Linked DNA regions of Homo sapiens: all the other regions are linked to region 2. Evidence: chromatin loops called from intact Hi-C (ENCODE). Cell type or tissue: HepG2. All regions are shown on one strand.

What was found. Hi-C counts contacts between places; a loop is a spot of excess contacts. Peaks named below come from ENCODE experiments on the same cell type or tissue, not always from the same donor. Only the 100,000 strongest peaks of a DNase experiment are listed, where the experiment ranks them.
Region 1: a loop joins it to region 2, with 22 times the contacts of the local background. A loop is called at or near these places in 98 of 110 quality-filtered maps.
Region 3: it touches region 2 in a loop (5-fold over the local background); 24 of 110 quality-filtered maps call a loop at or near these places.

Annotation. Positions count from the first base shown.
Region 1 is chr4:41,883,347-41,891,346 of GRCh38, forward strand. LOC124900696 (a long non-coding RNA gene) reads right to left here and starts at 7,586. Exons shown (of 2, transcript XR_007058105.1): 1 at 7,536-7,586; 2 at 1-348. In HepG2, CTCF peaks have their summits at 1,274 and 4,954 (motif pointing left); no DNase peak of the experiment used is centred here.
Region 2 is chr4:41,689,515-41,697,514 of GRCh38, forward strand. LIMCH1 (LIM and calponin homology domains 1) reads left to right here. Exons shown (of 32, transcript NM_001330672.2): 30 at 13-121; 31 at 2,768-2,870; 32 at 7,646-8,000. The coding sequence ends at 7,671. It overlaps LIMCH1-AS1 (LIMCH1 antisense RNA 1), which reads right to left and starts at 3,283. Exons shown (of 3, transcript XR_002959789.2): 1 at 3,028-3,283. In HepG2, CTCF peaks have their summits at 3,543 (motif pointing right) and 4,303 (motif pointing right); a DNase peak (open chromatin) is centred at 3,557.
Region 3 is chr4:41,810,559-41,818,558 of GRCh38, forward strand. No RefSeq gene overlaps it. Among named protein-coding and RNA genes, the nearest start is that of PHOX2B, 66 kb to the left of the region's middle. In HepG2, a CTCF peak has its summit at 4,202 (motif pointing left); no DNase peak of the experiment used is centred here.

The DNA of each region.
Region 1 (8,000 bases), 190 kb after region 2:
CAACAAAAACCACATATCCAGTAGGCTAGATACTATATAGAGAGTATTCCCACGTTGTCTCAGATTAATTTAAAGAAATCCTAAAAGGGCGTCTTTGAGGCGTTTGCTGGACTCACAGGAGCGGAACCAGGTTTCCAAATGGTATTGTTTACAACAATACTCAATACTGCGCTCCTGCTCTTTGCCTAGAGGTAAACGTGTCCCCGAGGCCAGATGTTCTTCTATTGTGCACAGGCCCATTGACTTGGAGCCTTGCTTTAGGGATAGGATCTCCGTTTTACTCAGAAGGGTTGGAGGGTGAAGGTGTCCTCTCCTTGGGCTTTGCTCCTATTCACATGAAGCAAACAGCTGTGGGACGGTGGAGAAAGAGCAATTAGGGAGAAGGATATTTATAATCCCTTAAAGGGGCAAAATAGAATAAGAGACCCAAAAGAGATTATTTGAGGTGTTAAAGGTAAAAAAAAAAAATCAAATAAATAGAGGCTACAGAACTGCCTATAATAAAAATTATTTTAGAAGAGCTTAAGTCCCTGTCCCATACTTGTATATAACACTGCTACAGTTATAAACCATAGCAATCTCTTTTGAATGAATGACGAGTTCAGACCAAGGGCCTTTTATTCAGTTTACCCAGTTTCATTATTGTAGTTCATCATTCTTTAAATCCTTCAAGCCAGTCTTACAAATAAGCACAAAAAATGAAAAATTACCAGCCCTGAAATGTTTTATTAGTTTGCGTCTCCCCAAGGCTACATAATGTTATGCAAGTGAAAGACCATGAAATCAATAAAATCTCCTAGTTTTCTGCTGGCCAGTCCGAATGGCTATTGGCCTTGAGCACAAAAGTCCACAAGGACTGGTAAGGTCGATTTTGTGCTATTTTGGTCTCCACGGGCTGAATTTCAAAATTCAACAGGAAGCACTAGCAGATAGCAGATCCTTGGGCTTCGGATTTATTTGTTTCTCTTGTTTTACAGAAAGACCAGCCTCAGTGACAGTCACACTGTATGGAACAGATTCAACTGGCCCACTCTTTTTTAATAAATAAATGACATTAAAGAGTCTGGCAGTTCTGGGAGGCAGGGTTTTATGAGCTAATCACACCCCTGGGGGGAATTTGGTAGTGTGTAGTATAGTCTCACCCTGGGGGTGTGATTACCCTATGGTAGCCACACCCACCCATCATGCTTTATTTCTTAACCAATAAATCACTACAAATGATGTGATCTGCACAGCCATATATCTCAGGCCCCTCCTTGCACACACAAGCAGCCCCTGCTGGTGAAACCAGTGGAGCAAAGTGATGCTCCCTGAATGGACATATCCCATCCTGCCCTTTGTGATAAAAATTTTAAAACAAGGGTGTGTCTTAGGTCTGCCTATTTTTTCCTTTCTTCTATTGAGACATTAAAAAGGGACCCTGAGTTCCTCTTGCCACTCATGTTCCCATCCCTTTGATTTCCCCCAGAAGAGTGCCCAGCTTGGCATTTGGTTGTATTTAGTTGGGCTCCTGCTAGATTGAAACATGAGTTTTTCCTGGGAATTCTGGTTATTTGTGATCCTTGGGTGAGCAAGGCGCAGGCTTTTGTATTGTAGCTCTTTATCAGGGCATTGCTGGGACTGGCGCACGTGCTCTTAAAGGTCTCTTCGGATAATCAGTGTCACTCCCATTGTAGTTGGATTCCTCCAGCCTCGTTTTCTTTCCCTCCCCATGTTCCATCTTCCTCAGTAAAGCATTCATTTGCTTTAACTTCACCTAGTCTAATTGACAGGATCCATTGTCATCTGCCTAAAACTTTTGTTCTTCTCGTCTTTATCCCTCTGAAGTGAGAATGCTATGCCCCCTCCAACCTTTTTTTTTTTTTTAAGATTTTTCTAGCTGATCGCATACAAGGCAGCACTCTGCATAAAAAGGCAATGGCTAACCCAAGACAGAGTAACTTACAGACCCCAGAAGCCGAGCAGGAGCTGCACTACAACCTGAAAAAGGGCCCACACATTTGAGGCCTGGCACAGGGCAAGGAAACATACCTATGAGGCGACAGAGTAGAGTTTTCTTGTTGGGTTTTGGGAAGAAATAAATATTTTTTGAACAGTGACATAACTTGGACTTCTCCCACTTGAGACAAAACTTGAGAACTTGCTGCCAGATCTGGGGGAGAAATTACATTAAGGAGGAGGATTCCACCTCCAATATCAGCCCTGAAAAGAAGTGAGAATCCTGCCAGCATTCGCAGCCTGGACATCTGGAAAACTTCACTGTTCTGACCAGAGCTTGCCACTCTAATCCTCTGATCTCTTGACAGTGGTTCTGATCCCACTGCCAGCAAGAAACAGTGCCTGCTGCATTTGGGGATGGGGGATAAGGAGAGGGCTTGGTAGACTGTCATTGGAAGATCATGAGAAGAGATCTCCATATTTTATGGTTATCTAGACAATGAATCTGATCTCAATTTATCAGGATTACTTGACCTCAGTGGCATGCATTTTCTCAAAGGTGAGTTTGGAGCTAAGAAGGATATCCATTAGCTTGACTAGTAAAAATATGTTGGTTAATGGATTCTACTAGACATTCACATTCAGATTGATTACTCTGTTATACTCTTATGAAGTACAAAAAATTTACCACCCCTTCTCCGCCTCAGAAGCACACATCTGTGTTCAATAGCAATCACTATCAAGGAAGTTTCATTTGAGAGTTGCCTGGAATGCCAATTGATTCTTTTTTTTTTTTCTTTTTTTGAGATGGAGTCTCACTCTTTCACCCAGGCTGGGATACAGTGGTGTGATCTTGGCTCACTGCAACCTCTGCCTCCAGGTTCAAGTACTCTCCTGCCTCAGTCTCCCGAGTAGCTGGGATTACAGGCACTCACCACCACACCCAGCTAATTTTTGTATTTTTAGTAGAGATGGGTTTCACCATGTTGGCCAAGCTGGTCTTGAACTCCTGGCCTCAGGTGATCTGCCTGCCTCGGCCTCCCAAAGTGTTGGGATTACAGGCGTGAGCCACTGAGCCTGGCCAATGCCGATTGATTCTGCCCTATTTCCACAAAGACACGATGCAGTCAACCAGTATACTAGTTCTTTTTTTTTTTGTATCCAGTTTAGGGGGATGATTCATGCTACATGCATCCCCCATGTCTGGAAAAGTGAGCCAATACCTGCATGTCTATTCATTCTCTTTAGATTGACCCCTCCTCAGGCACCTTGTCCCCTAAACCCCTTATATTTTCCTGGCAATCCATCTCTTTGACATCTTCCATTTTTTAAAGTCTTGTTTTTCTGTAATTGGTGGCTCCCTTCTTGGGGCTGACAGTGTTCACGTGTGGCAGCAGAAAGGGTGCTGTGTTTGGAGTTGGGGGAAATGACTTTGAGTTCCAGATTCAGGCATAGTAACTGTGGCTAGAGTGGACGAGGAAGAAATGTCCTACAGAACATTCCGATTTCATTAGACTGCTTTGGGGTCTGAGACTCAGTACTTTTAAAAACTCGCCAGAGCATTCTTATGTGCAATGAAGGTTAAGAGCCTCTGTTCTATACTGATGCATTGAAGGAGCTCTTGGGGTCAGGGACTCTACGAGGCCAGGACCAGAAGAGTGGGAAAGTCAATGGTGGGGCATCCACTTGGGCTTTCACTTCAAAGGGAAAAAACCCTCTTCCTTGTGATACTGCTCAAGCTCATTGTAAATAGTGTCCTGAATGTATGCTGGAAAAGGGAAAACATGCATGAGCTTCAGTCCAGGCTCTAATATTCCTGTTTTGTGACTTTAGACCAGTCACTTTATTTCTCTTGGGCTGCAGTTGTTTAAAATCTCGCAATGTGGAGATGACAATCTCTAGCACACGGGATTGGCATGAGGGTCAAACTAATACTACTACTATTAATAATAACTGCCATTCATTGCATTCTTATTCTGATTCTCAGGCACCCTCCAAGTGCTTTATGTGAATTATCTCATTTAACCCTTGCAAAATTCCATCTAAGGAAGATCTTATGAGGAAACACTGTGTTGAAAAGTCCTTTGTAATTAATAAAACCTTGTGAATGTATGATATCGTGCTCCACATAGTTTTGCAAAACTCCCTTACATATATATTGCCCAAGGGTATATAAATGAAAAGTAGAGACACTAAGATTTATGACTGGCTCTTTTAACACCAAGGTCATTGATCTTTCTACTATACTCCACTGGTTCCTGGATAATTGCAGATTATGTAATAGTATGTTTGAACTCAACTGTTCCTTAGTTCCTTGCTAGGAAAAATCTAATCCACCAAATCGGCTTCACCAAGATGCAAAGAAAGCTCAGAGTTTAAAATGTTTGATTTTATTCTATCATGAAGTATGGTTTCTGTATTCTGGCAGTGGGATGTATCTATTTTAAGGCTAAATGTCATTTCTTGGCATATGAAACAGTCATTTATTTATTCGGATGTGAAGTCCTTTAGATTTGCCAAGATAAGGACCAGTAGTCCTGAACTTGGGGATGCATTTCTTAACTGAGAAGCTCATAGTTCTGCTATTACAGCTACTGCTGCTTTCACCACATTTTAGAGGAGGCAGGCATTATAAAATGCCCTTTGATGAACATCTATGTAATTGAAGACTTAATACTCCCTCTGATTGTCACTAGTTCTCTTGCATTTAAATCCTGTTCTGTACAGTGAATTTGGCCTTGGTTCAGTTCACTTCATAGAGTGCCCCCAGGCCCCTCATTTATCTAGATGGCCCTGAGACTGGATTGTAGATTAGTACTACCTTTTGCTTTATTCTGTCTCTTGATTGTCTGTCTACCAGAAGGCAGGAACAAGGACTGGTTCTTCTATGTCATTGTATCTCTATAAAAGTTTTATTGAAACTGAAACTTATTTAAAATGCGTTTTATTTTTAAGTTACAGGTTTTATTTATTCTAGTTATTTCTGTCCTTGGTTTCAATGAGTGGACTGCCCCCTGGTGGACAAGAACTGTCAGCTCACATGAAAGTTAGCATGCTTTTGTAATTTCAGGCCATAGTCTGAATTATTTTTCTTCAATTAATATGAATTATATTCCATGAACAATAAGAATTGAATTCATAATATGTCAAATTCAATAAAAAAACAGAACTCTAAGATTCCTCCAGATATTCTTGGAATACCCTCAATTATGAGGACAGGGCCATAATCTTTGTACAGCAAATTTCCATTTTTCTAGAATGGCTGGGGAATTGTGAATTCTAATTCGGTTATCTTACAGTCGCTGATATAACTTACATAGGCTAATCATTTGCAAAGAATTAGTACACAGTGTGTAATGGAATACATGGACTGCTGAATGTCAATTTCAGTAGTACTTGACAATAATAGTGAACACTTACATAATACTAAGTACATCAGGTACTTAAGTTCATTTAATTTCCCCTTTTCTATGAATAGGTATGGTTACTATTGCTCTTGTGAAGATGAGGCAGCTGAGAACTGTCACACAGCTAGAAAATGATAGAGCTGGAATTTAAACCCAGGTCATGAGTTTCCAGAGAGCATGCACTTCAACCCTATGATAAATGGCCTTGCTTATGAGTTACAGAACATTTTAGGATGTCACAGGATCTCTCTTCTGAGCATTGCTGTTCACCAGTGTAGAAGTTGTAGGGGATTAGAATTAACCCTATGTCAGACCCAACCCCTTTCCCTTTCCACACCTTCCACTACCCTTATCACTGTGACACCTATCAGAGCATTGCACGTATTAAAGGTGCAGTAAATATCTCTTATCTATGAACTTGGATCATTCAAAGCCTTTTTTTTTCCCAGAAAACCTCAGCTCTCAGTTTATTTTTATTCATTTCTTTCTTACAAAATCATGGTGGATCCTACACAACCAAAATATGATTATTTAACTGTTTCGTTCAGGATAATATATAAGATTCTTCACACATGTTAGACTCATATGTGGCATATCCTGACCAAAGCAAGCTTTACCCAACTCAGTAAAGAAGACTATGTATCTGTTTTCATTCTTTTGAGAAAAAGTTTCTTGTTCATGCCAGATGAACCACATCTGCATTTCTGCATATAACATGTTAAAGGGTTTCTTTGACACTGGACTTAATGCAGGTCACTGCTATGGTTTGGATATGGTCTGTCCCTGCCAAAACTCATGTTGAAATTTGATCCCCAATTTCGCAGTGTTGGGAGGTGGGGCCTAGTGGGAGGTATTTAGGTCATAGGGGCAGATCTCTCATACATAGATTAATACTCTCCCCTGAGGAGGTGAGTGAGTCCTTCAGGGAATGGATTAGTTTCCCCAACAGTGGATTGTTAAAAAGCATATGACTTCCTCTGTTTCTCTCTCTTGCTTCCTCTCTTGCCATGCAGTCTCTTTGCACACATACCTGCTCCCCTTCCACTTGCCACAATGAGTTGAAGCAGCTTGAGACCCTCACCAGATACAGCTGCCCAATTTTGAACCTTCCAGCCACAAGAATCATGAATCAAATAAACCTCTTTTCTTTATAAATTATTCATCCTCAGGTATCCTGTTATAGCAACACAAAACAGACTAAGACAGGCACAAAAAATTTTATTGAAAACTGAACTCATAATCTAAGATGAGACCTTTACAACAAACTTGAATATCCTGTGAGTTTACCCTCTCAAAGGTGGCCGGGGAGCATGCCCAGCCCTGCAGTGCTCCTTTTCTGGGTGATCCATGCTGTTCTTGTCCCTAGCAGTTGAGATACTTGCTTCTAGTTTCAAGTCCTTATGGACTTCCTTACTCATCCAGAGCCTGGCTTGCTGGGGCTGCAGCTCTCTGACTCTCCCATCTGACTGCCAAGGTTAATTCATCATCTTTGCAAGAGGCAAACGCTCCCTTTTGATAGGAAGAGCCACTTCCTATTTGGAGAACCAAAATCAGATGTCCTGTTACACAGAAACATGGACTGTTGACATTGCCCATGCCACTTTGTTTAATCACTATGGCTGACACTGTGTGGGTTTCTGTGGCACACTGGTCAGCACACAGTAAGTAGTAATACGTTAAGTTGGCTGTTGAATGTACCTGGGAATACACCATGAGCCAGTTTTGTTTCTGTACAACCATTTTCCTGGGAATCAATGCAGCTCTTGGAAACTGCTTCAGGATAGTACATACAAGCACACACTGCAGCAATGTTTTTGAAGATATGAGAAGGAGGAAGATGTGCCAGTGGTTCAAGAAACATAACATGGTTTTAAAATACAGCCTAATGTGTTTAGTAACACAGGTGTGCTACTTTGTCTTAAAATTAAATATTAACATGGCCAGAAATCTTCCTGTTTATTCCTGCTTCTAATAAAGCTAACTTTATGTGGTGTTTGGTTGGTTTTAATAAATCTAGACCACAGAAAGAAAAACACTTCATCTGACAATACAACTTTAAAGCACCCTATTTTAGATACCTACAAAACGAAATTCTCATAATTATCAAGCTTCAACTATCAACATAATTAACATGGGCTTTAATTAAGTTTCTTTTTTTTTCCCCACTAAAAAAAGAAAAAGAAAACTTACCATCTGCATTCACCCAGAAGCACATGCATGGTTGAAATCAGACCGTCTGGGTGTTTTGGACACAAAAGAAACCTTTGACCACTCTGATTTGAGCATATGAGTGTCAAGAACCCCCAGAACAGAGCCAATCCAAAACGCGCTACAGTGTTTCTATTCAGAGGCCATCAATGTGCCTCTTTAACGGTTTTTCAGAATCCCAGGAAATTGTGATTACATGGCATTAGCTTTTCATTTTCTGAAGAATGGATGAAAAGCATGAAAGTCCTCTTGACAATGTGAAGAAAAGTATTTTTGGTTCTGGTATACTTCTGCTGTTTTCTGATAAACACTACACAGAAAATGCCTTTAAGATACCACACAATTATACATACAATTGTAGCTCAGTGGTGCCCGTGCTAGAGAGACTACAACCTTATCCAGGGAGAAAAAGACCCCCAAATGGCAATTGTTCTCAGTGAACAGTCA
Region 2 (8,000 bases):
TTTTAAACCTAGGTCTATAAGTGGAAAGAAGCTGTGCTCTTCCTGTGGGCTTCCTTTGGGTAAAGGAGCTGCAATGATCATCGAGACCCTCAATCTCTATTTTCACATCCAGTGTTTCAGGGTACGTACTTACTGCTTTGCTCTCCAGACACAACTTCATGATGTCTTTTGGCATCGTTCCGTGCTGAAAAATGCCTCTTGGAAATTCTGGAGGGCTTTGTCTGTGAGGTCTCACTGTCTAGGTTGTATAGACATTCCTTCAGAATGAAACTCACCTATCACGAATCCCTCTGGGATGTCAGATTAGAAGAAGCAGAAAGGTTTGTGCAATTTGTCCTTACAAAACAGTTTTTGTTGCTAAAGAACATATACTCCAGCAGGAGGCTGAGAATGGGATGCTGGGGAGGATGATGCTCTTCCAAATCTTTTAGGGCCATGTGGATTTATTTGGAATGTAATGTCTATGCTGTTTCTTAAACTCTTATGACTTAATGTGAAAGGGTTTTAGTCTTTGACCTAGTGGAAAATTGTCTGTCAATTAAGTGGCTAGTTAGAAAATTGTAGGTCTCAGAATGAATATGTCTGTAATCTTAGATTAAATATCACTCCCTCAAAAAAGCTGCCCTGCCCACCCAGACTAAGTTATCTTTGTTATAGGTCCTTATAGAACCTTTCTTGGTCCTTATTACTGATTATTGGATTATTTAAATATTATCTCCTCTAATAAACTCCGTAAGGGCAGGGACCATGTCTGTCTTGGTTACCATTCTTTCCTCTCTACCTAGCAGAGTAGGTGTCAATAAATATTTTTACGTGAATGAATTAGTGAATAAACTGAAAATGAGGAGTTCTAGATTCTAGTCCCAGATCTCTTGGTAATAAGTAGGTGAGTTAACCAGTTATACCTGATTTATTATGAAATTTATAAGCTGGACTATATCAGCATATCCTGTATTTTCCACTCATGGACACATTTCAAAATAATATATAATTTTTGAAGGCGAACCCTCTGTCTCTAAGGAGGAGTAATTTCTTGGTCTGCATAATCCTAACATACTTTCTTTTCCCTTCTTGGATTTTCTTTTATTTCTTGTTGGTAGTTTCCTTGGCTATGAAGTAAATTTGCCTGGGTTTAAAATAACTCCCACTTTGCCTATAAGCTAAGAGAAAGTCAGTGAAGTTGTCCCCAAATTACTAATTTAATAATAACAGTAATCACTTGAAAGCAAGATTTATCATAGACAAAACACAGCATAGATACTTATTTTAGATTTCATTTATCAAAAGTATTAGAATGAGACCAGAGTTTCCTAAGTTTTATTTTATTTCTATAGAGAACCATTCCACAAAGGACAAGCAAAAATATTCTCGTTGTAAAGATTAACCTAGATAATGTATGTCCTAAATGGTCTAGGGATGTTTTGAGGCTCAAGGAATATGCTTTTTAAGATTTGTAGTTATGCCAAGATAATATGCATTCTGAGAACACTGCATTCTGTTCTCAGAAACTTTATGAGGACTAGAAATAAGCAAGGTGGTAAGGGCTCTTTGCAGATTCTCAAGGGTCAGGAGACTTGCCTTCTTAACTCTCAAGGCCTTTATTCACTCTAATCATTCACTTCCTGGAGCTGGCCTGATGCTTTAAGGTACATCCCCTCTTGGATTTATTCCCCACTCTTGCAATGTAGAGGCAGCTTATGACATAATTTGGATTAAGCCTCACTCTGTCCCAGGTCACCTTAGAGCATGAATTAGGGGCTAGATCCTGGTCCCCCTGCAAGAGGCTGGCACCCACACCAACTTCCACTGCCTTTCTACCCTTCTGGTACAAACATCCAAGTATATCCTACAGTCTCTTTCTGCACTCAGCCTGTGTTGGTGGAAATTCCCAGTGGATTTGTTGCTCTGAATATCACTGCTTTTAATGTGGAAATATAAAATGGAACAGCAGGCTGGGCACGGTGGCTCATGCCTGTAATCCCAGCACTTTGGGAGGCCAAGGTGGGCAGATAACCTGAGGTCAGAAGTTCGAGACCAGCCTGGCCAACATGGTGAAACTCCATCTTTACTAAAAATACAAAAAAAAAAAAAAAAAAAAAATAGCCAGGCGTGGTGGCACACGCCTGTAATCCCATCTACTCAGGAGGCTGAGGCAGGAGAATTGCTTGAGCCCAGGAAGTGGAGGTTGCAGTGAGCTGAGATCATGCCATTGCACTCCAGCCTGGCCTACAGAGCGAGACACTGTCTTAAAAAATAAATAAAATAAACAAATGGAACAGGTACTTCCTAGAAATTTTGATCTGGTAGAACTTAGCAACGATGCTGGCAAGCCTTTAAAGATTATTGATGGACACATTTCAATTGATAACTCATTGGCCATGTGTTTATTTAAAGCCACTAGGGTTTAATGTGTTTAAAATGGTTCTTCCATTTTGATTGAGAAACGGTGTATGATAGAGGTTAAGACGCTAGGCTTTGGAGTCAACCTGCTACCACTTATCAGCTCCACAACCTAGGAACAAGCCAACAAACCTCACTGAACCAGTGTCCTTCTCTGTAAAATGCAAGGAATTAAGCTAAAATTGCTAACTGTATATTTGCTTTTGCTGTAAGTTGACACTGGTGCAGCATCTTACACATAATAGATGCTCCACAAATGTGGTGATTGTAGAAGGGATTATTGTGCTATTCACATAAACAGTAACTAAGCATTAGAAAGAAACAATTCCTTATGCATCTTATGATGTCTGTTCTTTTTACCCTATAGTGTGGAATTTGTAAAGGCCAGCTTGGAGATGCAGTGAGTGGGACGGATGTTAGGATTCGAAATGGTCTCCTGAACTGTAATGATTGCTACATGCGATCCAGAAGTAAGTACTGGGGAGAATGCCTCATGATGACCGAGTGTAATCGTATGTCTTCCATAGGACCCAATTTAGGAATTCAAATATTTTTCCCCAGCCGTTGACACTCTAATCTGAGAGAAAGGTTTCTTAACATCTAGGTTAAAAAAGAAAAGATATTTACCACTCGTTTCTTCCTGGAAGTTATTGCTACAATGTGGACCAATTCTTTTTATCCTGAAGTGCATCAGCACACCAGCAGGTCAAAACATTGCCTGAGCTCACTACAGAGATTTTGGTGTGATAGAAAGGAGATATAAGGTCTGTCAAACACTGTCACTTGTTCAGGCATGTCTTTAGACGACTGGCACCATTTGGGGATGGTTAAATGTGGAGAGCGGCTCTCCACTGTTTCTCAGATCGAGCACCAACTCATCAATGTCTCCACGCCCTACATTCAGGAGTTTCATTACGTCATATGTGTTCCCAACTGAATGGAAAGTTCCTTGAGAGACAACAATGAGGGTTCCACTTCTCTGTGGATTCTTCCCCACCTCCCACCTCTACAATATCTTAGTAACAATATGCGCTTAACAAATTATTTGCTGCCTTAGTAAGTGAGAAGCCTGCTTGCTTTCCCGTCTTGCATCCGGGCCTCCTACTGTGGAAGGTGCATGTTAGTTTGCGGGGCAGCAGGGGGTGCTGTTGCCTAGCCGCTGTTTAGAAAATCTGAAAATGGCCAGTGGCTTGCCTCGGAATGTTTCCTCATTCTCCATCATGAGTACAGTCCTTCTGGTGGGTCACCTAGACAGCAGAAGACCTTTTAGTGCAGATTCATCAGTCAGAAACTCTTTTAAAAAATTGGAGTGAAGATAGGGAGTGTGAAATTCAAGAATGACTATTTCTCAAAGTGAAGTCACGTTTTTACTGCCTTTTTACATGGATCTCAAATCTCTGCAAGACTGAAAACTTTGAGAATAAAAATTGAAGGTAATTTGTTTTATAGCTATAGATTTAGTAAATTCAGTTAAATATGCCTATTAATAAAATGGGAAATAAAAATTTAATCAAACCCAGGTAGTTTAGATTTATAATAAATATTTGACTTGAGATCAAAACAGTTCCAACTTAGAGCCGCTGCTATCAAACTGGACTATTTAGATCATGCATGATATTAGTTTTTATACTATGTATTTTATATATTAAATTATATAAATAGTATACCATATATCATAAATATATACACACAAATTAACATATATAGTACATGTATAATAGGTAATAATTATATACATTTTATTTAAACTGGACTTTTGCTTTTATATGCTAACAAGGAAAACAACTCTTTTCTCCCAGATTTCAATGCGAATTTTCCTATCGTCTTCTATAAATTATTCTTTTTCTCTACCTCAGTGAACCACAGTGAATGTAATTTATGGAACCAGAAGAGGGCACTGTTAGGTTGAAGGACTGCTCAGAAAGATTTGAAAAGTGCTGTAGATCTGAGTTTGTTTAATAATTTAAAGTGCTTGAAGGATGCCAACAGAACAACCTGAACCCCCCTCTGGGTGACAGTGACCTCTTTTCATCTAGATTTTTTTAAATTGAGAGGTTGGGTGATTCTTTGTCATTTCTTTTGGAAATTAGCTTTTTAATTCAAGACCAGGAATTTTTCTCTTAAATATACAAATATAAAGGGCATTAACTGCTTTTAATTTCAAAACCATGGAGTTCCTGTAATCAGCTGAAAAATAAGAAAGTGATTTGGAGGTAGGCCACAAAAATGATTTTTTCTTTATTTTATATGTGAAATGCAGTGTTTTACCAGGATTTACCATAGAAAACAAGGCCCATTGTTTTCTCTGCTTCTATAGACATTCAATGAATAAATAAAAGTTACAGATGCTATAATGTTAGAAAAATTGAATTGTTCAGAAAGACACCACATTAAAAGGGCAGATCTCCATTGTAATCACCTTCCAATAATTTCTTGGGGTAGGGGCAGAATATATGTTTGTACATGTGTATGCACACACTTGCACACATGTACACACAGAGATACATATAAGTATGATGTATCTACCTGGATTTGTGTTGGTTTTTATTTCACATAGGTGATGATCATATAGTCATGGTGTTCTGTACTTGGTTTTTGTTGCTGTCATTTTGAACTTAATGATATATCTTGGTAACTTTTCCAGATAACATGTTGTGTCTCCTTTTTCTTTTTAATGACTTTTAAATAGCGGCATACAATCCCATTGTGTGGACTTATAATTTAAAACTAATTCTCTATGAATGGACACTTTGGTGGTTTCCCATTTTTTAATATTATTTTTAAATGAACATCCTTGTGCATATATCTTGGTGAATATTTCAGAGCATCTCCATAGGATAGATTCTGAGCAGTAGCACAGGTGACGTAAAAGGCATGTGCTTTTTAAATTTTCAGACATCTTGCTTAATTATCATTCAGAAAAGTGCACTCTCCCTGCAAAATGTATGAGAGACCCCCTTTATTTCCTCCAAGCCTGTATCAGCTCTGGATATCATCAAACATTAAAAATTTCCACTCTGCTTGGTGGGGGAAAAAATCTCATTGCTTTGATCTGTATTTCCATAATTATGGGTTTGAACATCTTTTCATATGTTTACTCACTATTTATATTTCCTTTTCTGTAAAGTGCTTCCCTAGCCTTTGCCCATTCTTCTATTTGGCACCTGATTTGTATGAGTTCTTTGCAAATTAAAGAAATTTGCCATTTGTTATATTTGCCGCATATTGTGGTTATTAGTTTTCCCACTCTGTGATTTATTTTCATACAAAAGATTTTCATTTTATGTAATTAAATATATATATTTAATACATATAAAAGAAATATATGTTTCTTTTTTGGATTATAGGTTTCTTAGGAAAACTCTCATTTAAAGTGTATAAATAAATTTAGCTGAGATTTCTTCTAGAATTGTTTTTTTTTTTCTCCTTCACATGTAAATATGTCATAAGCAGGATTGTATTTGGGGGTAAAAAATGAGGTAGCTATCTGGCCTGATTTTTTTTCCAGTTAGCCACTTGTATGAATATCACTGAATGAATAACCCCTCTTTTTCTCACTAATTTGAAATGCCAGCTTTCTCATAAACTAAGTTCCCATATATATTTAGGTCTATTTCTGGATATTTTATTATGTTTTATTAACCTATTTATTCTCCATTACTGAATGTTTTTAATTATTGTAGCTTCATAATATGTTTTAATATTGGGTAATAAGGGTCACCTTCTTTCCAATTATTTTTTTCCAAAATTTTCCTAACTCTTCTCCCATGTTCATTTTTCCAGATAACATTAATATCTTTAGGCTAATTTCAATTAAGTTAACTCATGACAGAGAGAATGACCAGCACATCTGAGAATACTGTTTAATTCTTTGCTGATGTCCTAAGAAATAAATATACCTTAGGAATGAATAGGTAGAGGGGATTATAATTTGGATTGAGAAGTATAAATATGCTTGTATTGGTCAAATATATCCAAGATGCAATAAAAGAGTCAGAATGGGAAAAAAAAAGGCTAAAAACCATTTTTCTTTCTTTTTTAAAATTTGATTTAAATTGAGAAGAGTGGAGATGGATAGATGTGAAGGGTGGTTTACGTCATAGGCATTCTAAGTGAAACAAAATAATTTCATTTTGTGGAATAATAAAACCTGAATATATAATCCTATTTTCTCCAAGTAACTAGTCACATTTAAATGAAATTTTTCTCTTGAAGGGAAAAATAGCATACCAGCATATTAAAATGCAACTCCTAAAAGCAATGTAAACAGTTTTTAAGTTCATATGTAAATGGAAATGGACGTGCAAAACAAATTACCTGTCATACATCAAGCCGTCACATGTTTAACTTGTGCCATTTGTGCTTGGGTGTTGGATGACTGTGTCTTTGTACATGGTGTTCTGTTCCATCATTCACTCTTGTGAAACGCATTTAATGCAAACTCCCTGGGGTCTTTTCAAATGTTGCAATTGCCTCATCACAACTGTAGTGCCTAAAAAGGAGAAATCCTGTGAAGGTTTCAGCAGAAAATATGGAACCCAAACAATCCTTTCTAGATAGGTTTACCAGATAAAATATAAGATACCTAGTGGAATTTTTTTAAACCAAGTTAAAGTTGAATTTCACATAAACAATACATTTTTTAAGTCTGTGTATGTCCCAAATATTGCATGCTCTGGATTTAACATAAGTATGTCCCAAATATCATATGGATATGCTTATACTGAAAAATTCTGTGTCGTTTATCTGAAATTATACTGTACTGGGTATTGCGTATTTATACTTGCTGAATCTAGCAATCTAATTTCTAGATCATATGTCAAATTCCTCATATTACAATGTACTTATTCTTAGAGAAATCAAAACCTAAGGAAACTGAGAGAAAAGAGATTATTTTCTTGCTTATTTGCCCCAGAGGACAAGGTAGAAAACTTGATGGAGATGCTTTGGTTTAGGGGCAATCCAGAGCATTTGATCAAACTTCACAGTGCATGTGAATCACCTGGGCACCACGTTAAGTGGGTCTGGAATGCGGCTTAAGAGCCCGGATTTCAAACAGACTCCAGGTGATGCCAGTACTACTTGTCCTGGGGCCACACTTCAAGTAGCAGGATGGGAGAAGTTTCTGGTCCCCAGGAAGAGGAGACTTTGGTAAAGGCAGTTGCTCATTAGGGAGGTTTTAAAATGTCTGAAGCGAGAAATGTTGCCTACCACTCTTGTTTGTTGTTGTTTGTTTTAATCACAGGTGCCGGGCAGCCTACAACATTGTGACACGGCTTTCAAGCTTCCGGATCACTCACCATTTCTTTACTGAGAGTGTCCCCTGGCAACTGCTTAACAAAATCCCAAGCTCAGGGGCTTCTCAGCATTTACCTAATTTCTGAAAGGCTCTTCTGAAAGGTGGTATCTGTTCTTTCGTAGCACAGTGTTTATGTTTTTCCTGTTTATTGTTTTGGTTTTTTTTTTTTTTTTGCATTTGCACAGTATACACAAAAGAATATGGGGTTGTAATGATCCTGAATAGCTCAAAAAAGGTTTTAGCATGGTCAAACAGGCTTATGGTTTAAAATGTGTTATTCTCTTCTTTGGGAATTAGCTAA
Region 3 (8,000 bases), 120 kb after region 2:
GTTCACTCTTGGTATTGAACAGTCTATAGATTTTGACAGATGTATATTGATATTTATTCACCATAACAATCAGAGTAGTTTCACTGCTATAAAAATCCTGCATTCCACCTCTTCATCCCTCTCTCCCCTATAATCCATGGCAACAGCTAATCTTCTACTATCTCCATAGTTTTGCTTTTTTCCAGAATGTCCTATATTGAAATCATATAGTAGCAATCTTTCCAATTGACTTTTTTATTTAATAGTATGAATTTAAGATTCCTCTATATCTTTTCAATCTTTATAGCTCATTTCTTTTTAGTGCTGAATAATATTCTACTATCTGAATGTGCCACAGTTTATTTATCCATCTACCTACTGAAGGACATCTTGGTTGCTTCCCAGTTTGGGCAATTATGAATAAAGCTGCTATAAACATCTTTGTGCAGGTTTTTATGTGGACATAGCTTCAAACTCATTTGGTACAATACCATAGAGCACAATTGCTAGATGGTATAATAAGAGAATGTTTAGTTTTGTGAGAAACTATCCAACTGTCTTCCCAAGTGGCTGTTCCATTTTTTATTCCTATCAGCAACCAATGAGAGCTCCTGTTACTCTGCATCCTCACCAGCATTTGGTGTTGTCAGTGTTCTGGATTTTGGTGTGTTTCATTTGCATCTCCCTGGTAATCTAGGATGTGGAGCACCTTTTCATATACATATTTGCCATCTGTATTAGTCCATTTTCATGCTGCTGACAAAGACATACCCAAGGCTGGGCAATTTACAAAAGACAGAGGTTTATTGGACTTACAGTTCCACGTGGCCGGAGAGGCCTCACAATCATGGCAGAAGGTGAAAGACACGTCTCATATGGTGGCAGCAAGAGAGAGAATGAGAGCCACACCAAACGGGTTTCCCCTTATCAAACCATGAGATCTCGTGAGACTTATTCACTACGACAAGAACAGTATAAGGGAAACCACTCCCATGATTCAATTACCTCCCACTGGATCCCTGCCACAATAGGTGGGAATTATGGGAGTACAATTCAAGATGAGATTTGGGTGGGGACACAGAGCCAAACCATATCACCATCTGTATATCGTCGTTGGTGGGATGTCTGTGAAGGTTTTTGACCCATTTTTTTAATCGGATTGTTTGTTTTCTCACTGTTGAGTTTTAAGGGCTCTTTGTATATTTTGTATAACAGTTTTTAAATCAGATATTTCTTTGCAAGATTTTCTCTCAGTTTGTGGCTTGTATTCTCTCTCTCTCTCTTTTTCTTTTTTGCTGGACTAGCCACATTTCAAGTACCTAGTAGCCACATGTTATTAGTGGCTACTGTACTGGACAGTACAACTTTAGAGGGATTAACCTGGTAATGAGATGCAGTCATTTGACCTCTGTGATAGGATATCCAAAAGGAAATACCTAGACTGGTCACAGTGGCTCACACCCGTAATCCCAGCACTTTGGGAGGCCAAGGCAGCAGGATAGTTTGAGGTCTGGGCAATGTAGCAAAACCTCATTAAAAAAAAAAAAGTTAGCTGGCTGTGGTGGCATTTCCCTGTAGTCCCAGCTACTTGGGAGGATTGCTTGAGTCGAGGAGTTTAAGGCTGAAGTGAGCTATGATTATGCCACTGCACTCCAGCCTGGGTGACAAAGCAACAACTTGACTCTAATTAAAAAAGAAATAAGTAAATAAATAAATAAAAGAAATACCTAATTGGTGATTGTTAGGTCCAGGAAGCTAGAGCTCAGAAGAGAGGTCGAGACAGAATTTAAAGACTTTGGAGTTATCGGCAATTAGGTGGTAGCTGAAGCATGTAAGTGTATGAGACTACCCAAGGAAAGAATATTGACTGGGAAGAGAAGAGGGTCTAGAACTGATTTCCAAATTACCTGCCTACCAAACATCTCCACTTATGTGATAGGAAATATTCTCAAACTTGGACTATCCCCAGCTCAATTCATTCTTTCCCCCTTCTTATTCTCCCTCAAACTTTCTTACCCATTCACCAACTTGCACAAGCTGGAAATCTAGAAGTCATCCTCAACTCCTTCTCCATCAGCCCCCAGGGCCCATCTGTGGCCAGCTCCTGCTGATTCTATATCCTAAATTGCTCTTGCATCTGTCCCCTATTTTCATCCCCATTTCATCATCTCTTACCTGGATCACTGCCATAGCTCCCTAACTGGCCTCTCTGTCTCCAGTCAGGCCTCACTGCAATACATTCTGCACAATGATGCCACAGCGATCATTTAAAAGGTAAATCTGATCATGTCAGTTCTCTGACTTAAAATCCTTCAATGACTCACCATTACATTCATAATAAAGTCTAACTTCATCATGGCATACGAGGTTCTCATGTTTACCTTCCCAGCTGCATGCACACATACCCTGAGCTCCAACCACACGAACTGCCTACCAATTACCCAATTGTTCTCTCACTTGCTCTCACTCTCTTGTTCTCATTCTTGCACACACTTCCTTCTGCCTTCCTTCCACACCCTTGCTCTCTATATGAAGCTGGGCATCTTCTCCCATATTACCACAGCATGACTTTAGTATTATTTTGTAAGTGTTGTATATTCGTCTGTCTCTGCACCTAGACTGTGAACTCTCTGAGGCCAGGGATTGTATCTGTCATCTCTGTATTCCCAAAACTTTACCCAGTGCTTGACAGAAGGTGCTTGATACATTTTATGGAATAAAAGAGCAGAAGGGCCAACCCAGTACCCAAGAATGATCAGGCAAGCCTATCACATAATATCACTCAAGGAATTTATCCAGGGTTAAACTGTTGGGAGAGAGGAGGAAGTGGCTCCAGAAGTATTGGAGGAGTGAAACATTTAATGCTAAGTGGTAATATATGGGATTTTTTATGGCTTTACTGTGGCTTAGTGACCAAATTAGAGACAGTGTGGTTAGGGAATTAACATCTGCAACACACAAACCCACTATCTCAGTCCTTTTTGTGCTGCTGTAACAAAATATCATATAACAAATTACCCATAGACTGGGTAATTCGTAAGAAACAGAATTTTTTTTCTCACAGTTCTGAGGGCTGGAAAGTCCAAGACTAAGCCACCAGCAGATTCAGTGTCTGGTGAGGGCCCCATCTCTCTACTTCCAAGATGGCGCCTTGTTCTCCATCCTCATGTGGAGGAAGGGTCAAAGAGCAAAAGGGATGAACCCTGTGGGAAGCCTTAATCCTATTTATGAGGAAGAAGCCCTCAAGACCTGATTCACCCCCTAATTCATCCCCTAAAGGCCCCACTTCTTAATACTATTGCATTGGATATTCAGTTTGAACACGAATTTTGCAGGGGACACAAACTTTCAAACCATAACACCCAGCAAAACTCCTGGCTTGTTCCTGTGCACAGTCCCTCCTTTCTGTTGTCCTTCATCTGCCATTCCAGAATGGAGCCTCACATACTTCCACTGGGTCCCCAGCTTCATTTGGCGGGCCCTGTATTTTGATGGAGGGTGTCCCTTCAAGGAATTCTTGAGTCCACAATAAATTCCTTCCGGGCCTTTGGAGTCAGAATGTCTTACTTTAGTTGGGACCTAGAGAATTCTCCAGAACTGAGGAGAATTACCTCAGTCCACCCTGGGTAACAGTGTGGGAGAACTGAGACAAACATTTTGGATTGACCTGGTGGGGATGTGGCTTTGAGCTGGCATCAGAAGTTAACAAAAGAAATGAGTGGGTTGAAATTGGCTGATGGGAATCCAGTGTGTCGCTTAGTGCAGCATCCATGTCACACAGGGTTTCTTACTGCACTCAGTGATTACATCTTCCCAGGGAAGCCTTCCTTGCGCCCAACTTTCAGACACCCACGTCCTTCCATTACTGTCCTTACTAATATGAGCTATGATTCCTTGTATAGACATCTATCTACTCTCCAGAGTACAAATCTTGCCTTCTTTGGAGAGAAAACAGAGTATTAACAATTTGGGTGCCAGAATCAGACAGACCTAAGTTTGAATCCTGGCTCCACCAATTACTGCTTGTTAAGGTCTTGGGCAAATTGACTCCTGTGTGCCCCAGTTGACTTGTATTAGTTTTCTGTAGCTGCTGTAACAAAGTACCACAAGCTTGGTGGCTTAAAATGACAAAAATGTCTTCTCTCACAATTCTGGAGACAAGGAGTTGGAAATCAGTGTGAGTCGGCTGAAACGAAGGTCTCGGCAGGGCCGTGCTCCCTCTGGAGGCTCCAGGAGAGAATTCTCTCCCTGCCTCTTCCAGTTTCGGATGGCTGCGGACATTCTTCCACCCGACTGCCTCACTCCAGTCTTTGCCTCTGTGGTCACATTGCCTTCTCCTATTCCATGTGTATCGAATCGCCCTCTGCCTCGTCACATGAATCTTATCAGAGGATGTATGTGACAGCATTTAGGGCCCATCTGGATAATCCAGGAAAATCTCCCCATCGCAAAATCCTTAGCTTACTCACCTCTGCAAAGACTCTTTTCCCAAATAAGATAACACTTACAAATTCCAGTTGTTTGAACCTGACATTTTAGGGGCTGCCATTCAGTCTACTACATTCCCTAACCGTGAGTTATATATGTATTAAAATATTATTTTTATATTTTACTATTTAACTGTAAATGAAAATAGATGTCCTATTCAAAATCTGGATATGAATTGTTTTTGTCTGAGTTCCCCCGTCCCCACTCCCCCTGAGCAGGCTGGAGACCAAGGACGTGCATGCAAGTAGTTGGGGCGTGGGGGAAGTGGTCCCAGGAAACAGGAGGGTGGAACTAGGAACAGTTAGACGGAAATGGAGGGAAAGTCAATATAAGCGTACATTATTGAGCTAGCCTTTCTGGGCAGCTGGAGCTCAACCTTGCTGGTACCCTCTGAGGAGCTGTGTAGATGACCTCTGAGTTGTCCTTTTGAGGGATAGAGGATGGGAGCATTTATCCACCATCACTCATCTTCCATGGGTCCCGTGAGCAGCTTCCCCACACTTTCAAGCTTGAGCACACATCAGAATAGTTGAGCAATTTCCCACAGGTAAAATCCTTGGCAGAAGCAGTGAAACCCCAGGGCAGAAAGCGAGAGATAAGTGGTATAGCTGAAACAAGGTACTGCCAACTTATACCTGGAGGAAACTGGTTGTCATGGCAACAGCTAGACTAAAAAGATGAGTCAAGAAGATATCAGATGAGGCATACAACAGTCCTGTACGTTTAGGGTTGTTGTAAGGATTAAATACCACAAAGTATGTATCTAATACATGGTAAACCTTCAAAAGAAACAGCCATTATTTTGGTTAACGTGGTTACTAAATACCTGTCCTTATATCACATGCCTAGCATAGTGCCTAGCACATGGGAAACTTGCAATATATCTTTGCTGGCTGGAAGGCTGAAGGAATGGAAGGAAGGATAAGTGGATGGATGGATAGGTAGATGGATGGATAGGTGAATGGATGGGTGGATGAGTGAGTGGACTGACAAAAGCAAACGAACATACCAGCGTATGTGCTTTGATATTTTCTCAGAAAGAAGCCACAAGTGTCTCTCTAATTAATAAATCAAGTAGTCAGATGTAGGAGCTGTGATGCCTCGGAAGAACATAATAAATATATAGCACCTGAGATTAATGCTCTCTTAACTTAACTGGTAAATTTCTTTTCTTCCACTACAACTGAAGTTCAATTCACTTAGAATTTCCATTGCCCTGGACAATTTTGAGATTCAGATCTCAGCTGGTTTTTTTGTTTGTTTGTTTGTTTTGTATTTGTTTTGAGAAGGAGTCTTGCTCTTGTCGCTAAGGCTGGAGTGCAATGGCACAATCTCGGCTCACTGCAACCTCCGCCTCCCAGGTTCAAGCTATTCTCCCGCCTCAGCCTCCAGAGTAGCTGGGATTACAGGCACCTGCCATCATGCCTGGCTAATTTTTGTATTTTTGTAGAGACGGGGTTTCACCATGTTAGCCAAGCTGGCCTTGAACTCCTGATGTCAGGTGATCTGCCCACCTCAGCCTCCAAAAGTGCTGGGATTATAGGCATGAGCCACCACACTCAGACAGATCTCAGCTGTTTTAATCTGGCTGGGAGTAAATTAGGAACCTCATGGTATCATGTGCTGGAAGCAACTTGACTTTTGATCTTAGAGTGAAATATTTTCTTTAGACCCATGTGCACTCTATTTTTACCCTCATTCTGGGGTGCAGGATTACAGACGAGCAACTTGACAATAGTCTTGTGAGAGGGAGTATATGCTTCCTCATGTCGTCATCATCTTAAACACTTCATGCTTCACCAAAGCTTACTAGGCAGCACCGCTTGTGTTGGGATCTAAGAATAAAAGATTCATACTTCTGTCCTGAATGAATGCACATCCTATTTGAAGAGATAGTGTTGTTACATAAAAATAAATAATGTTGTTAGACACTTATCATGAGGGCCTAGTGAATGCTCCCGACAAAACTCCTGAAGTTCTGGAATGGAGGAAGGGTACTGCAAGTTAGGGAAGCTCATCAAATCTTCCTGAAAGAGATAGAGCAAGCTCAGGCCTTGAAGAGAGTATAGGTGTGGATACTTTGAAAGCGGGCAGGAGGAAGCAATTCCAGGCAAGAGGAATCGTGTTGGGTAAGAACTCATGACTCTTTCAGGGGAGCTCAGGCCAGGGGCTTTTAAGCAGATGAGCCTGCAAACAAGAGAGGAAAAAGTATTAGTGCTCTCCCATTCATCATAGCACAAAGAAGAAAGGCTGCTACGCAGAGCAGAGCCAGTCCACCTATTTGTGATCTGGTGGCTACAGTGCCAAGAACAACTTAATTTGGGGCTTAGGCTAGTGAGATCACACTTGGCTAACTTTCCTCCAGCCAGATCATGGTTGGAGGATGCTCTCCGGAAGACTGTTAGGAAACAAAGTCCTTCCTCTCTTAATCTTTTAACCATATGCGTTCCATCTCCCCTGCCTCTGCCTGGTCTTCAGTTGAAGGAAAAGATTATCCTCCTGGGTTTACTCATTTATTCATCTGTTCATTCAACAAATATTTATTGAGCATCCACTTTGTGCTAGACTCTGCCAGGCACTGGGAAGTCAGTGGCAAACATCTTTGATAAAGGCAGAGTTTTAAGATGTAAATATGGGGGGTTGCTTAATCAGAAAGAGGGGGAAACCTGAGCTAAGCTGAGAGTTGCTCAGCTGAGAGGACAGCAGGATGAGCTAGAGTCAGTCCGGTGAAAATGTGGGGCAAGATCATTCCAGAGACAGGGAACAGATCCTCTAATGACCTTGTGATGGAAGAGAGCAAAACTCATTTGGGGAACCAAGAGAAGGCCAGCTGAGACCAGGGCAGAAAGACCAAAAGGAGTAGAGGGCAGGATGAGTTTGGAGAGGCAGACATGGCCTGATGAGGTAAGACCTTGTGGTCCAGGCCACGGATTTTGGCTGTTAGCCTAAGAGTGATGGGGAGCCATCAGTGACCCAAGTGAGTGCTGTTTCTGTGAAGCAACAGAGTTGGCTACCAGGCTGGAGTGGAGTTAGTACATGCTTTGCTAGTGTTAGTGGCTCAGGCATCTGGCTTTGTGATAGTAAAATATAAAATAGTTTGGCATATCAGTCTGCAGAGAATGAGAAAAGGGAGCAGAGAAGGGTATGATGATTCTTTTTAAGAGCATAATGTCAAAATTACACACACTATTTCTGCTCACATCCTATTAACCATAATATTCTCTTGGCCTCTCCTAGCTACAAGGAAAGCTGGGAAATGTGGTCTTTCTCCTAAGCAGCACTACACCTGGAGCTAAAATTTCTACCACTTCTCCATAGAAGAGAGAATGATTGTTGGGGAAGAGTTGACAGTCTCTGTCATAGGGCCCTCACTGATCTTTTCAGTCAAGGCCAATTAATAATACAGACATGCAGTCATTCAGTGAGCGCCTACTGTATGCCATGCTCTGAGCCCTATGCAGAGATTATACAGATGAATGAGGCACAATAACTACATTCAAGTAGCTCATAATCTAGTGTAGTGGAACTCAAAC